Regions from separate parts of the Homo sapiens genome. Here region 2 is linked to region 1. Evidence: read pairs that join two places in POLR2A ChIA-PET (ENCODE). Cell type or tissue: HepG2. All regions are shown on one strand. Each heading gives the region's core, and the rest is flanking DNA. Links, peaks and the distances in the headings are about the cores only. Region 1 has its middle 24 kb from the start of SERPINB1. Region 2 overlaps SLC22A23 (solute carrier family 22 member 23).

Evidence for each region. Peaks named below come from ENCODE experiments on the same cell type or tissue, not always from the same donor. Only the 100,000 strongest peaks of a DNase experiment are listed, where the experiment ranks them.
Region 2: POLR2A ChIA-PET joins it to region 1 with 6 read pairs; 1 of 35 experiments calls an interaction of 5 or more read pairs at or near these places.

What each region holds. Positions count from the first base shown.
Region 1 is chr6:2,814,150-2,820,863 of GRCh38, reverse strand. No RefSeq gene overlaps it. Among named protein-coding and RNA genes, the nearest start is that of SERPINB1, 24 kb to the left of the region's middle. In HepG2, for the core only: no CTCF peak of the experiment used is centred there; a DNase peak (open chromatin) is centred at 2,729; H3K4me3 peaks cover 519 bases.
Region 2 is chr6:3,362,966-3,369,679 of GRCh38, reverse strand. All of the region lies in intron 3 of SLC22A23 (solute carrier family 22 member 23), which reads left to right. Among named protein-coding and RNA genes, the nearest start is that of SLC22A23, 91 kb to the left of the region's middle. RefSeq lists enhancers at 4,415-4,915, 4,916-5,416. In HepG2, for the core only: no CTCF peak of the experiment used is centred there; a DNase peak (open chromatin) is centred at 2,889.

The DNA of each region.
Region 1 (6,714 bases), core at 1,636-4,135:
ATATTTTGTGTATACATGTGTGTGGCGTCCATGATCAATCTATTTTGAATGACCAACTACCCTTGTGAAGAAAGTAAATCCTTTAGGACTAAAGTTCTATATTTGGCTTTTAGGTGGATACGAGTTTGTAGCAAATTCTAGCCATCTTTGGTTTTTCTTTCCCTAGCCTGCTGTTTTCTCTTGGATGTTAACAAACCCTTCTAGATATGAGCAATCCAGCACCAGTTAAGCAGGAAACCATTCTCTTCCTGAACAGTTGAACCACAGTTTTGTCATGATGATCCGTCAAACTCTCAGGAAGGCCTCTTTGCTTGTTACTTTTTAGAAAAAATAAAAGCTTACTTTTATTATATGTCAAAATCAGCACTGACATAGAAAACCCCAGTGAATAAAAGCCAAACAATTGCTTAATTTATTTTGCTAAGAATCACCAAGCCAGCAATCAAGTGGATCATGGGAGGAAAGTAAAAACCCTAAAGAAAATGAAAGGTGCCTGTGTTCCCCCAAACCTACCCACTCCCTGTTTCCTTTGGCTTTAGTTTTGAGCACAGCCCTTCCAAATTCCAATCTGTCACCCTGAGGAGGCTTTGCGTTGACATGATCAACAATGACATTGACATAGATTGAACTCTAAAAGGAAGATAATATCTCATACTACAAAGTGCTGAAGTGACAGGAACTTTTCTAAGTTCTAGGAGCGTATTTAATCCTCTCAACAATCTGATGAATTGGGTATGACCTGCGTCCTCATTTTACGGACGGTGACACTGAGACACACGATGTTAGGCACGTTGCCAACAGTCACAAAGGGCCAGGGTTCAACATAGACTGTCTGGCCCCAAAGCCTGTGCTCTTTTCTTTTTTTAATTTGTATTTACTTATCTATTTTCATCCTTTAAAAAATAATTTTATTTTGGATTCAGGGGTGCATCTGCAGGTTTGTTCCATGAATGTATTGCATGATACTTAGGTTTGGGGTGTGTGTATACCATATTTTCATTATCTAATCCACTGTTGATGGGCACCTGGGTTGAATCCATATCGTTGCTATTATGAATAGTGCTGCAATAAACATCCGAGAGCACGTGTCTGTCTTATAGATTGATTTGTTTTCCTTTGGGTATATACCCATTAATGGGATTGCTGGGTCACTTGGTAGTTCTGTTTTAGGTTCTTTGAGAAGTCTCCAAGCTGCTTTCTACAGTGGCTGAACTAATACACATTCTCACCAGCAGTGTATAAATTTTCCCTTTTCTCCTCAGCCTCACCAGCATTAGTTGTTTTTTGCAAAGTCTGTGCTCTTACCCACTTTACTGCCCCCAGCATAACTCAGGCTGGTGAGGGAGGTGTGACACTTCTTCATGTGCTTAAGGCAGCCTGTGGCAGACCAAAATCTACTACGCATCTTGAAGATTGTTGCTCAGATCCACGTATTAATGTTTCTGAATACTGGAAACTGTGCTCGTGGCTGGGGACCAGGAATAAGTATAGTGGAGTCCTTGCTGGCAAGGAGTCCTTTAACAGAGGAAAAAGACAGGGCAGGGTATGACATAAAGACCAGATTCTATTTGGAGCTGTTGACTCAAAGAGCAAAAGGAGATGGCCGTTAGCGTATCAGACATAGAAGCCATATTCCCCATGGGCAAAAATGAAGAATGTTCTGTAAGGGTCCTTCAAGCTATACCACCCTGTGGTCCTCACTAGTGTTCATGGTCCTGTTAAGGGATGGGACACACTGGCCAAATGCTGGTGATCAAGCCAGCAAAGCTTCACCAGGCAGGCAAAACAAGGTATCTGGCATAATTTGGATACATCACATCACTGCAGTTCATTGTGCTGAGTAAAAATATTACACACAGACCAGGTTTGTAATAAAAACAAAATATAAAAATACAAAAGCCACAAAATGTCCCAGCTGGCAGAGACTGCACTCCAAATGGGAGGGATCCTAGGCAGGAAGCACAGTTCATATTTATGGAACAGAACGGGACAGCTAGATGCTTTGGTTCTTTGGGGGAAGTATTTAGCCTAACCCAATCACAACATATATATTTTCTAACTCAGGGATTCATGAGTTATTTTCATAGATTGCTCATGGTTATTACCGAAGGTTGCTCTGTCTCTTTGAAACCAACCATGTTGCCGGGCAACAGCTTCCTTGTTGATTTCATTTCTCCTCTTATCATTGTCTCAGTAACTTCAGCAAATCTATCCATATTCTGCTCTCTCCCACACAAAATAAAGTCCCTTTACATTCCTGAATTATGAGGCAGCAGAAGTAAAAAGTGATAGATTCATCAAGCTTAATTATAAGATAAGATGCTGGATATTTTACTGCTATTTCTGCAGTCTCAGCTTTGGTTTGAGTTTGAAGCATTATGGGTCAAAATTCCTAATGATTTTTGAAAATGCCACCTGTGAGGTCTGTGGCAGAGCAAGCAGTTATACTGGGGGAAAGCAAAAATAAACTTTCAGCGTTCAGGTTCATGTGCTGTAAGTGATTTGGTCAGAACTGGATTTTCCTGGAGAGCAGGAAGGTTATGATAACCTTTGAATTTTCAACACAAATCAACAAGGCGTGTTTCCTTTTTATAGTGGTAAAAATGTTGGAGGATTTGGGAACACTGAGTGTTTATTGTACCTGAAACCAGGCTCATCTAAGCCAAGAAGAAATGTTGATAGTCTATAGCTGTTCCCGGAGGAGTCCAGTTCCTCTGCTTCCGGAGATCTTGCTTATGTAACTCTGACTAATGCCTGAAATTCCATGGCTAAGCTACACCCTGTTACCTTAAAATCTTGAGTCTTCTTTACTATAAAAATGCTTACTACAGGAATGATGGTCTTTAGCCACCTTTTACATCTTAGTAAAGATTAGTCATTTATATCTTTGTAGGAATGAAGAATCTGAGAGTGAAATATGAGTGGCAAGAAAGACAGAATGAAGGCACTGCACTCTGGATAAAATGACAAAATAACAGGCCTGAAGCACAGACTTTGGAGAAAACACTGGCCCTAAGACTGTCCCTAATTTGAGCACCCTAGTTTTCTAATGACTTACATAAATACCTGAATGCACAGATACCAGACAATACAGACTTATTTTGATTCCTCCTTCTTCTTCACCAGCACCCAATCCTCATCAACCACAAAGCTATAAAGAACTACAGATTCTCTTCCTCCTAAACCAATTCTAGTCCATGCACATAACAAAAGATCAAAATACATCGAGCAAAAACTGAAAGAACTGAAAGAAGAGACAGATAAACCCACTATTATAGTAAGAGATTGTAGTACATGTCTCTCAATAAATGAAAGAACAAACAGACAGAAAATCAGTAAAGATACAGAAGACTTGAACAACACTACCAACCAAATTGACCTCATTGACATGTATAGAACACTCTGTCTATCCAACAACAGCAGAATACACATTTTTCTCAAGGTACATGGGACACTGAGCAAGATACACCATATTTTGGACCACAAAACGAGTCTTAATACATTTAAAATTATACAAATCATAAAAAGTTTTTTCTGACCACAATAGAATTACAATAGAAATCAGTAACAGAAAGATATCTAGAAAAATCCTCTATGTAAAAACCAAACAATGCACTCTAAAGTAACCCACAGGAGAGGAAATGAAAATAAATCAAAAAGCACTTTGAAGTGAATTTAATTTTTAAAGTGAAAAAAATGACATATCAAAATTCATGGTATGCAGCTAAAGTAATGCTTAGAGGGAAATTAAAGTATCAAATGTCTATGATAGAAAAAAGAAAGGTCTCAAATTGATGATCTAAGCTTCTATGCTTAGAAGTTAGAAAAGAAAAATAATCCCAAAGTAAGGAGAAGAAGGAAATAATAAATATAAGAGCTGAAGTCAATCAAATAGAAAGCAGACTAAAAAAATAGAGAAAATCAACAAAGCTAGAAGCTGGTTCTCTAAGAATAGAAATAAAATTGATAAATCTCTAGCCAGATTGAACAGGAAAAAAAGACGCAAATTTCACATATCAGAAATGAAACAAAGGACATCACAAGATATTCTACAGACAATAAGAAAATATAATTACAAACTTTGTACTAACACTAATTCAACAACTTTGATGAATGAGTACATTTATTGAAATATAACTATCAAAGCTCACTAAAAATAAATCAATACCCTAACTATCAATTAAAGGAGTTGAATTTGTAACTAAACATCTTCCCATCAAGAGAACTCCAGGCCCAGATACTTTCATTGCTGAATTCTACTGAAAATTTAAAGAATAAATAATAATTTTATATAAACTCTCCCAGAAAGTTGAAAAGAATGAAACACTTCCCACTAATTATACAAGGCCAATATTACCATGATACCAAAACCAAAGACATTACAAGAAAGGAATACTAGACACTAAGATATATTATGATGCAGATGCAAAAATTATTAGTTAGATTTTAGCAAGTCAAACACAGCAATATACAAAAAGATAATACCTGGTGATCCAATGGGGTTTACCTCAGGAATGCAAGGTTGGTTTGACACTCAGAAATCAATCAAAGCACAATAAAAAAAATGAAGGCAATTCACCATATTGACAGATTAAAAACAAAATACTATGTTCATGACTATCTCAATATGATCATCTGGATACAGAAGAAGTGTTCAAAAATTAAACATCTATTCATACTAATACTCTACTTTCAACAATCTAGAAAGAGAAGAGAGGGCATCTCTTCTCTTTCTAGTGGCTCATACCTGTAACCTCAGCACTTTGAGAGGTGGAGGTAGGAGGATTGCTTGGGGACAGGAGTTGGAGACCAGCCTGGGCAACACAGTGAGACCCTCTCTTTACAAAAATTTTAAAAATTAGCCTGGCATGGTGGCTGCACCTGTAGTCCTACCTACTTGGGAATTTGATGTGGGAGGACTGCTTGAGCCCAGGAGTTCAAGGCTGCAGTGAGCTATGATTGCACTTCTGCATTCCACCCCGGATGACAGACTGAGACCCTGTCTCTAAATAAAAGAAAGAAAGAAAGAAAGAGAAGAGGACTTCCTAAACCTGATGAAGAACACCTACCAAAAAACCTACAACCTAACATACTTAATGGTGAAAGATTGAATACTTTCACCCTATGATCGAGAACAAGGCAAGGATATCTGTTCTCATCACTTCTATTCAACATCATATGGGGGGGTTTTAACCAGTGCCACAAAGCAAGAGAAAGAAATAAAGGCACCCAAATTGAATAGAAAGAATTAAAATAGCCTTTATTCATAAACAACATGACAATCTATGTAGAAAATCCTAAGGAATATACAAAAAGCTACTTAGCAAAGTTTCAGGATGAAAGGGCAATATGCAAAACATCAGTCATAGAATCATTATTTCTATACATTCACAATGAGCAGTCAGAAGTTGAAATTTAAAAATATCACTTGCACCAGCATCAATATAAGATACTTATTAAAAGTTTGACAAAATATATGTAAGATTTGTACACTGAAAACTGCAAAACAGCTCAAAGAAAGGAAAGAAAACAAAACAAAAATGATGAGAATTACCATGCCTGTTGACTGGAAGATTCAATACTGTTAACATGTGAATTCTCCCCAAATTGATCTGTTGATTAATACAATCCCAGTCAGAATCTCAGCAGGCTACTTGTGGAAACTGAAAAGCTACATCTAAAATTTACATGGAAATGCAAAAGACCTAGAATAATCATGTCAAAGCAACTTTGAAAAAGATGTAAAACGTTAGAGGCTTTAAAATATTTTATTATTATTATTTTTAGCAGAGGTGAGGTCTTGCTATGGCACCCAGGCTGGTCTCAAACTCCCAGGCTCAAGCAATCCTCTCATCTCGGCCTCCCCAGATGCTGGGATCACAAGCATGAGCCACTGTGCCCAGTCTAAAATGCCTTATTTTAAGACATGTTATAAAGATCCAGTAATCAAGGTAGTGTGATATTGAGATTAAGGATATATATATACACACATATATATATGTATTCTATATTATATATACACATGGGGCAGAATAGAGAGTCCAGAAATAGACCCACACATATACGGTCAATTGATTTTTAACAAATGTGCCAAGGCAATTCTATGGGGAAAGTAAAATCTTGTCAACAAATGGTTCTGGGACAATTTGACAGCCATATGCAAAAATATGAATCTCAACACTATTCCTTGTGTATAATTTTAATATGCAAAAATGAACTACAGAATGAAGCATAGACCCAAATGCAAGAGCTTAAAAAAGCATAACTTCTAGAATAAAATATATAAGAAAATCTTAGTGACACTGGGTTTGTCAAAGAAATCTTCAGTATGACATAAAACAATCAAACTATTTTTTTTAAAAACAGTATATTGGATTTTATCAGAACAAAAAAACTCTTTTCTCCTCAAAAGCAAGCCATAGACCAGGAGATAATATTTGCAAGACATATATTTGACAAAGGACTTGTATGTAGACTGTATAAAGAATACTACATAATAAGAAGACAAACAGCCCAATTTATTTATGTTTTTAATTTTTATTTTTATAGATGTATGGGGTACAAATGCAGTTGTGTGATACAGATTTATTGCATAGTGGTGAAGTGTGGGCTACTAGTGTACTCATCACCCGAATAGTGTCCATTATGCCCAATACGTGGTATTTCATTCCTCACACCCTTCCTACCTTCCACCTTTCTGAGTCTCCACTATCT
Region 2 (6,714 bases), core at 1,405-3,904, 550 kb before region 1:
TCACTCTGTCACCCAGGCTGGCATGCAGTGGCACAATCTTGGCTCACTGCAACCTCCACCTCCCAGATTGAAGCCATTCTCCTGCCTCAGCCTCCTAAGTAGCTGGGATTACAGGTGCACGCCACCACGCCCGGCTAATTTTTGTATTTTTAGTAGAGATGGGGTTTCACCATGTTGGCCAGGCTGGTCTCGAACTCTTCAGTTCAGGTGATCCACCCGCCTTGGCCTCCCGAAGTGCTGGGATTACAGGTGTGAGCCACCGTGCCCGGCCTATTCCATTACTTCTAATCAGTTATCCATGGACTTTTAGAAAACATTTGTGGATGTGGATACTACTACCTTGAAGGGTTGGAGAAAAATTATAAGGAGGTGATGGTGACCTTTAGAGTGACCTTTAGAATGCTCAGGCTGTAGTCCTTTTTGTGCCACCATTTTTTTTAACCCTTTAGATTTAACTGGGCGAGCAGGGGACAAGAATTCACATGGTTTTTACCAGTTCCCTTCTGCCCAGGAATGTCACCACATCTTTAGACGAAATGCTAGAAGAAGACTAGAGGAATTATCAGCTGGGCTAAATTATTCATGAGAATATTAAGAAGGGAAAAAGTATTTTCATAAAAAAAAAAAAAGTAAACCTCACACAATAGTGACAGTCAGAATTAGGTTAAAAATAGAGCCATCTCTGGGAAAGACCATTGAATTTTAATTAGCTCATCACTCTGAGCAATTCTGGTGTGTCAGCGGGTTCTTCCTTGCCATATAGTCATTTTTATAGGTTTAAGTAAAAATAGGAACTGGTGCACAGCCTAAACAAGCTGCATAACGAACCCACCTTCCTGGCAACTCACATCTTGGAAAGAGGACGCCGCTGCCTGGCCTGATTGGACTTCCTCTCCTGTTTGGCATCTCTACTAATCTTGGCTGTCTTTCCTCACTCATACTGTTCTTGCCCACCCCCATCCCTTTCACAGCTAATGATTCCCCATTCTATTGGATTTGTGTGTGTGTGTGCATAACTTATTGCATTGGAGGATTTGTTTTAATTTCCCTGAAATCTTACAAATTAAATTGCCCATCCTTAACTTTTTCAGTTTTTCATCACTCTGACCCACTTTATGTTGAAATGTGGCCAATTTGACAGAAGCGAAAGCCCCTTCTAAGGCAGTACTTCTGAATCTTATGAATATTTTTGGGTCAGAGACCCCCTTCCAGAATTTGATGGCAGCTACGGGTCCTTCCCCTGGAAAAGCGCATATCTCTTACACACACATGCACACATGCATAGAGTTTCACATAAAGTTACAGAGGCCTCCCGTATCCCTGAACACATTCATGGATCCCAGGTTGAAAATTACATGGCCAAGGAGCAGCTCGGGTTGAGCATGGGGTGCAAGGGCCTCGCGGGGAAGCCTGGCCTACATCCTTGCCAGCACTGGGACCATGTGGAAGAGCAGGGTGTGAGGGGCTGGAGAGGGGAACGTATCCCCAAGATGCAGATGCCATCAAGCCCTTTGTCATGTAGGACCAAGGATTCAAATAAACCTTCTGTTTCCAGAAAGCAGCATTTGTCCAAAAGGGTGGGAAGTGAGTGGTTGTGACTTCCCAGCCCAAGGCCACCCTCCTTTGCTCTCTGCCTTCAGTCACCTTGACCTTGCTCAAGTCCAGTGATGGGTGCTGGGTCTCTCGGTCCGCTGGTGAAGACGCAGAGAGATGGACATTTCTGAATGAGGCTGAGACAGCAGAGAGGACTCAGTGTTCAGGAAAATGAGACTTGACCCAGTGAGAAAAGCACAGAGTCCAGTGTCGGGGTTTTTCCCTGTACTAAGCAGAAGGAAATGTTATTACTGATTTGAGTCCCAGTTGGGGTCACTGGGTGCATTGATGGAGGCTGGTTCCTCTTTTATTTCATGTGACTAGTCTTTAAGTGCTAACAAATAGTTAGGAGTTCTTCCACATAGAAGCCACTGGAAAACCTCACCTAGAATTCACTGTAAGCCCTTCTACCACCACTATGAGCTGTGTGACTTTGGGCAACCTAACTTACGTCCCTCAGGCTCCTCATCTGTGATGGGAACATGAGTGTTTTCCTCTCCGGACTGTAAAGTCATAGAGTAGCTGCCTGGCCCCTGCTATGCACTCTCTGAGACCCAGATGCATCTCAGTCACGACCAGGCTGCCAAGGAATGAGATACAGGTACTGCAGAAGCCTGTTCCTAAGGCAATGGGAGAACAACCCTGTAGGTGCCGTCACAGCCAGCTTGCTAACGCCCAAGATGATGGCATATTGGAATAGACATTTCCCATTACACAGTTAATCACAAGCAAAAAGACAGAGATGTTTTCAATGATGGCCAAAGAATAGGCTTTGAATACCCAACTAACTGAACCAGACTGACCCTTTATCCTGCCTCAAAAATTTGATTTCTGGACTGTTTTGGAAATGTACTTTGACCTTCTCTGGGCCATGAGACTGATGCTCTTGCCACTAATGCAGTTATAACCTCAGGGAAGCAGAAAGCTCCAGGGAAAAGAGCATTTCGCATTTCCTTTAAAATACACACACACTTCCCTCTAAAGGTTTGCTAGCAGATGTTTAGTGGAGACAGAAGGCATCTCGTCAGGAGTTGGTGGGGTGCTTGCAATGATTGATTGCCATGTTTGCATATAAGTAAGTTCTTGTTCATCTGCTCACTGCCTAAGACCTGGTGTTAATCCCCCCTGTCCTTCCTTCTGGAGGAAAATGATTTCTGCCAGGGGAGTTGAGTAACACTGACAAATATCAACTAAGTTTTCATTTTGAGTGGAGGATGGGGTAGGAGACAGAGGTCACTTGCTTGAACTAGGTCTTACCCACCATTGCTAGGATCCTGCCTGTCCAAGGTTCATGGTGGCTTCTGCTGGGGATGAGGTCGGGAGGTGAATTATTAAGCTCTGTGCTTTAAGTCGCTCTCTGAGGCTGATATTTTGGACTGATGTTTAGCTTATGAGAGTGGTCTGTGAAGTTTTGTGAACTTCAGCAATTACATAGATCGCATAGAAGTATTGTCCACATGAGATAGCTTGAATAGCAATAACTCAGGAAAAGTTAGTTTGCATATACTACTGGTAGTAATAATACTAATAAAGGAAGAAGTGATTTGTTGAGTCAGGAACTGTGCTAGGGACTGAGCTTGTATTAACCCATCTCCCCACAACACAGCGAGTTAAATAATTAACACCATTTAACAGAGGAGAATACCATGGCTCACAAGGTGGACCAAGACTACACAGCCCTAACGTAGTGACATCATACCTCATACCCTTCTCTTTCTTTCTTTCTTTCTTTTTTTTTTTTTTTTTTTTTTTTTGAGACAGAGTCTTGCTCTGTCACCCAGGCTGGAGTGCAGTGGTGTGATCTCGGCTCACTGCAACTTCCACCTCCCGGGTTCAAGCAATTCTCCTGCCTCAGCCTTCCTAGTAGCTGGGACTACAGGTGCATGCCACCATGCCCAGCTAAATTTTTTTTGTATTTTTAGTAGAGACAGGGTTTCACCATGTTAGCCAGGGTGGTCTCGATCTCCTGACCTTGTAATCCACCTGCCTTGGCCTCCCAAAGTGCTGGGATTACAGGCGTGAGCCACCGCGCCCAGCCATACCCTTCTCTTTCTGATGCTGACACCCATGGACCTTCCACTGTGTCTTCTGCTGGTGCATGATGACATGCACACTCCGATGCAGCATCATCACTGTGGCAAATTAAAGGAGCCAGAGAGAAATTAAGTGAAGAACAGACAAGAAACTAACAAGTCTTTGGTTAGCAAAGTATGTCGGCCAGAAGATAAAGTTTTCTGCTTTCCTTTTTCCTTCTGCTGCTGCTGTTTCCAGTAGACTTAAGGTTAAGGATGCATGCATTAAGGGCATGATGACTGTTTTTTAAATGTTTTAAAATTTTTAGGAGAAAAGACTGAACATATGGTTCAGCCCTTGTCTATAGGAACAACAGAAAAAAATATTTTTTAGTAGGATTCTCCTGGAAAATCCAAGAGGATCATTTCCAGAGTTATAGGTCTAATTTGCTTTCTTTAGTGTTAGCTCTTTGCCAGAAACACTATGAAATAGAGACTGTGCTACGCAAGGGCATCAGGTCCGCCCACTGCTCCATCTCCAGCACCTAAATGGTAGCACTCACTCACTCAGGCTCAGCCAGACCAAGTGCCTGCCTGAACCGCATCTACAAGCCAGTATTTTAGGAAATTCTGTTCTGTGTCAAAGCAGCTTCACTGTAGTCTACTCCTGTGTTTCCCCAAATTAAACAAAGAACAGAGGTCATGTCCGTCTGGAGCTAGGGCGGTTTATTTTGTTTGTTTGTTTGTTTTTTCGAGACAGGATCTCGCTCTGTCACCCAGGCTGGAGTGCAGTGGCGTGATCTTGGCTCACTGCAACCTCCACCTCCCGGGTTCAAGTGATTCTCCTGTCTCAGCCTCCCTGGTAGCTGGGACTACAGGTGCGTGCCACCATGCCCAGCTAAATTTTTTTGTATTTTTAGTAGAGACGGGGTTTCACCATGTTGACCAGATTGATCTCCAACTCCTGACCTCAGGTAATCTGCCTGCCTTGGCCTCCCAAAGTGTTGGGATTACAGGCGTGAGCCACTGCGCCCAGCCATAGGGCAGTTTATTGGTTAATAAACTATACAGCAGACACCTGTGCCTCATTCCCTCGGCCCTTTAATGTCCCCTTGGCTCCCTGGGGCTCAGATCATTCCAGGGACCTCTGCACTTTTTTGCCGTCCCCCTACCCCCTCTCCACCACACCGCCAGAGTGAGCTTTCCAAACCCAAACCTATGCCTCACTCTTCAGCTTCATGTCCACTCAGCTGCTCTGACTGTCCCCAGGCCAGATTCCAAGTCTTAACCTGCACGTCCCGGATGGTGGACAACAGTAGCTCATCTCCTGCCACTCTCCATGCTGCGCTTCTCCTGTCAGGTGCCTCCTGCTCCTGTGTGGCTGCCTCAGCTGGGAGCGAACTGCTCCCTCCAGCTGTGCCCTGCACGCGTGAGACCTCTCGCTGACCCTGGAAACACAGCAATAGGATCACTTCCCAATGCCCTCCCTCACCTCTGTGTTGAATTTAGATGCCTCCTGTGTGACCTCATCACATGGTGTGAGCAGGGCATCTGGGCCAGGTGTGACCTCATCACATGGTGTGACCTCACTTTTTTTTAAAGAAGGGAATGAATTTTTTTTTAAGGAGGGAACAAATATAAAAAATCTTTGTCCTAGAGTCAGAAAACCAAGGTTCAGGTCCTACAGTTGAGACCTTCTTAGCTCTGTAACTTTGAGTAATTTACTGTAGAGAGCTGATGTTGGTTCCTTGAAGTGTAACATGGGAATTGTGCCTATTACATCTTACCTAGTTGCCGTGAAAATCGAATGCACTCACCTGCATGGAGAGGTTTTAGAAGCCATGAAACCCCGTACAAGTGTTTGGTGGCACCATAAGGACAGTTAGTGTTCATTTCCAAGCAATACAATATTGCATATTTGTGTGCAGATAATGAGCTTTCTATTACCTTTGACTCATCCCAAAGAGGTTCGTGAAAGTGCCCCAGGAGAGAGGGAAGGCAAAAGCTCTATTGGGTGAGATGCACAAATGTCAGACCATGCCAGAGCCTTCTGTTGTGTGGGCCCATGGGCCAGGTCAGATAAAGTCAGTACCGTTTGGGGCCCACCCAACTACACCCGAATGTCCTTCATGCCTTTGCCATGCCCAGAGGAAACTCATGCCTGTGAGGGTCAGCCAGTCCCTGGCTCTGCCCCATGTCCTGTCTCCTTTTGGAATGTAGAGCTAGTGCCCAAGAGAGGACCAGGATGGGGGCAGGGGCACTGGAGTAACCATGTAGTAGATGGCTGAGCAGAGGCCAAGGAGGCAGCTCCCACCACCACCCCAGAAAAATACCCCTTTTTCTCTCCAGAACGTGGCAGCGGTTGAAGCCAGGAAGGACCAGGCTGGAACGCTGTGCTTTTCCCTTTTTGGGGTGGCATTGTCCTCTGGAGAATTGCAAGCAGGCACCTTAGTGCTGAAGGTGCCACATCCTAGTTTGGGCGTGACTGCCAGGTGCCCACACTGGGCCCAGGGCCAGCCGCAGGCAGCAGCCTGTCACATCAAGGTGAGCAGCAGGCCATGGGCGGGGACAAAACCATGACTCATATTCCTGCTCATTCTTTTCCATCCCCTCCCCTTCTCCCTCACAGCCTCTCCTCAGCCTGTGTCCTGGGGTGTCACAGTCCCCCGAGGAGGAAGCCTGGGCCCTGTCTTAGGTCCTGTTCTGGCGGTGGCCTGGCCCCTGGGACAGAGCCCTACAGACAATTGCTGACCATTCAATCCTGCTGTGACACATGTGCTGTGCTGCCGGAGCTCACCCATTGCTGCTGCGCCTGGTGAGGATGGGCCAGCCAGGGCTGCAGGAAAAGAAAACTGACTTTGGTAGAGGGGAGACCCAACTGCTTTTGTATTTTGTGTTAATTTAAAATGGCAAAGATATAAGTCACAAAAAACATGCCCCTGCCTGAGTGTGCTATGCCTCATGTCCCAGCTGAGCGGAGAGCCCATTTCTGATGCTCATCAGAAGTTGCAGGCAGTGGGCTGCGGGATGTCCCACCGAGTGCTGAGCAGGTCAAGTGGGAATGCAGATCAAAACTCTCTTCCTTGGGCTCTGAGCAGTCCAGAGTTTA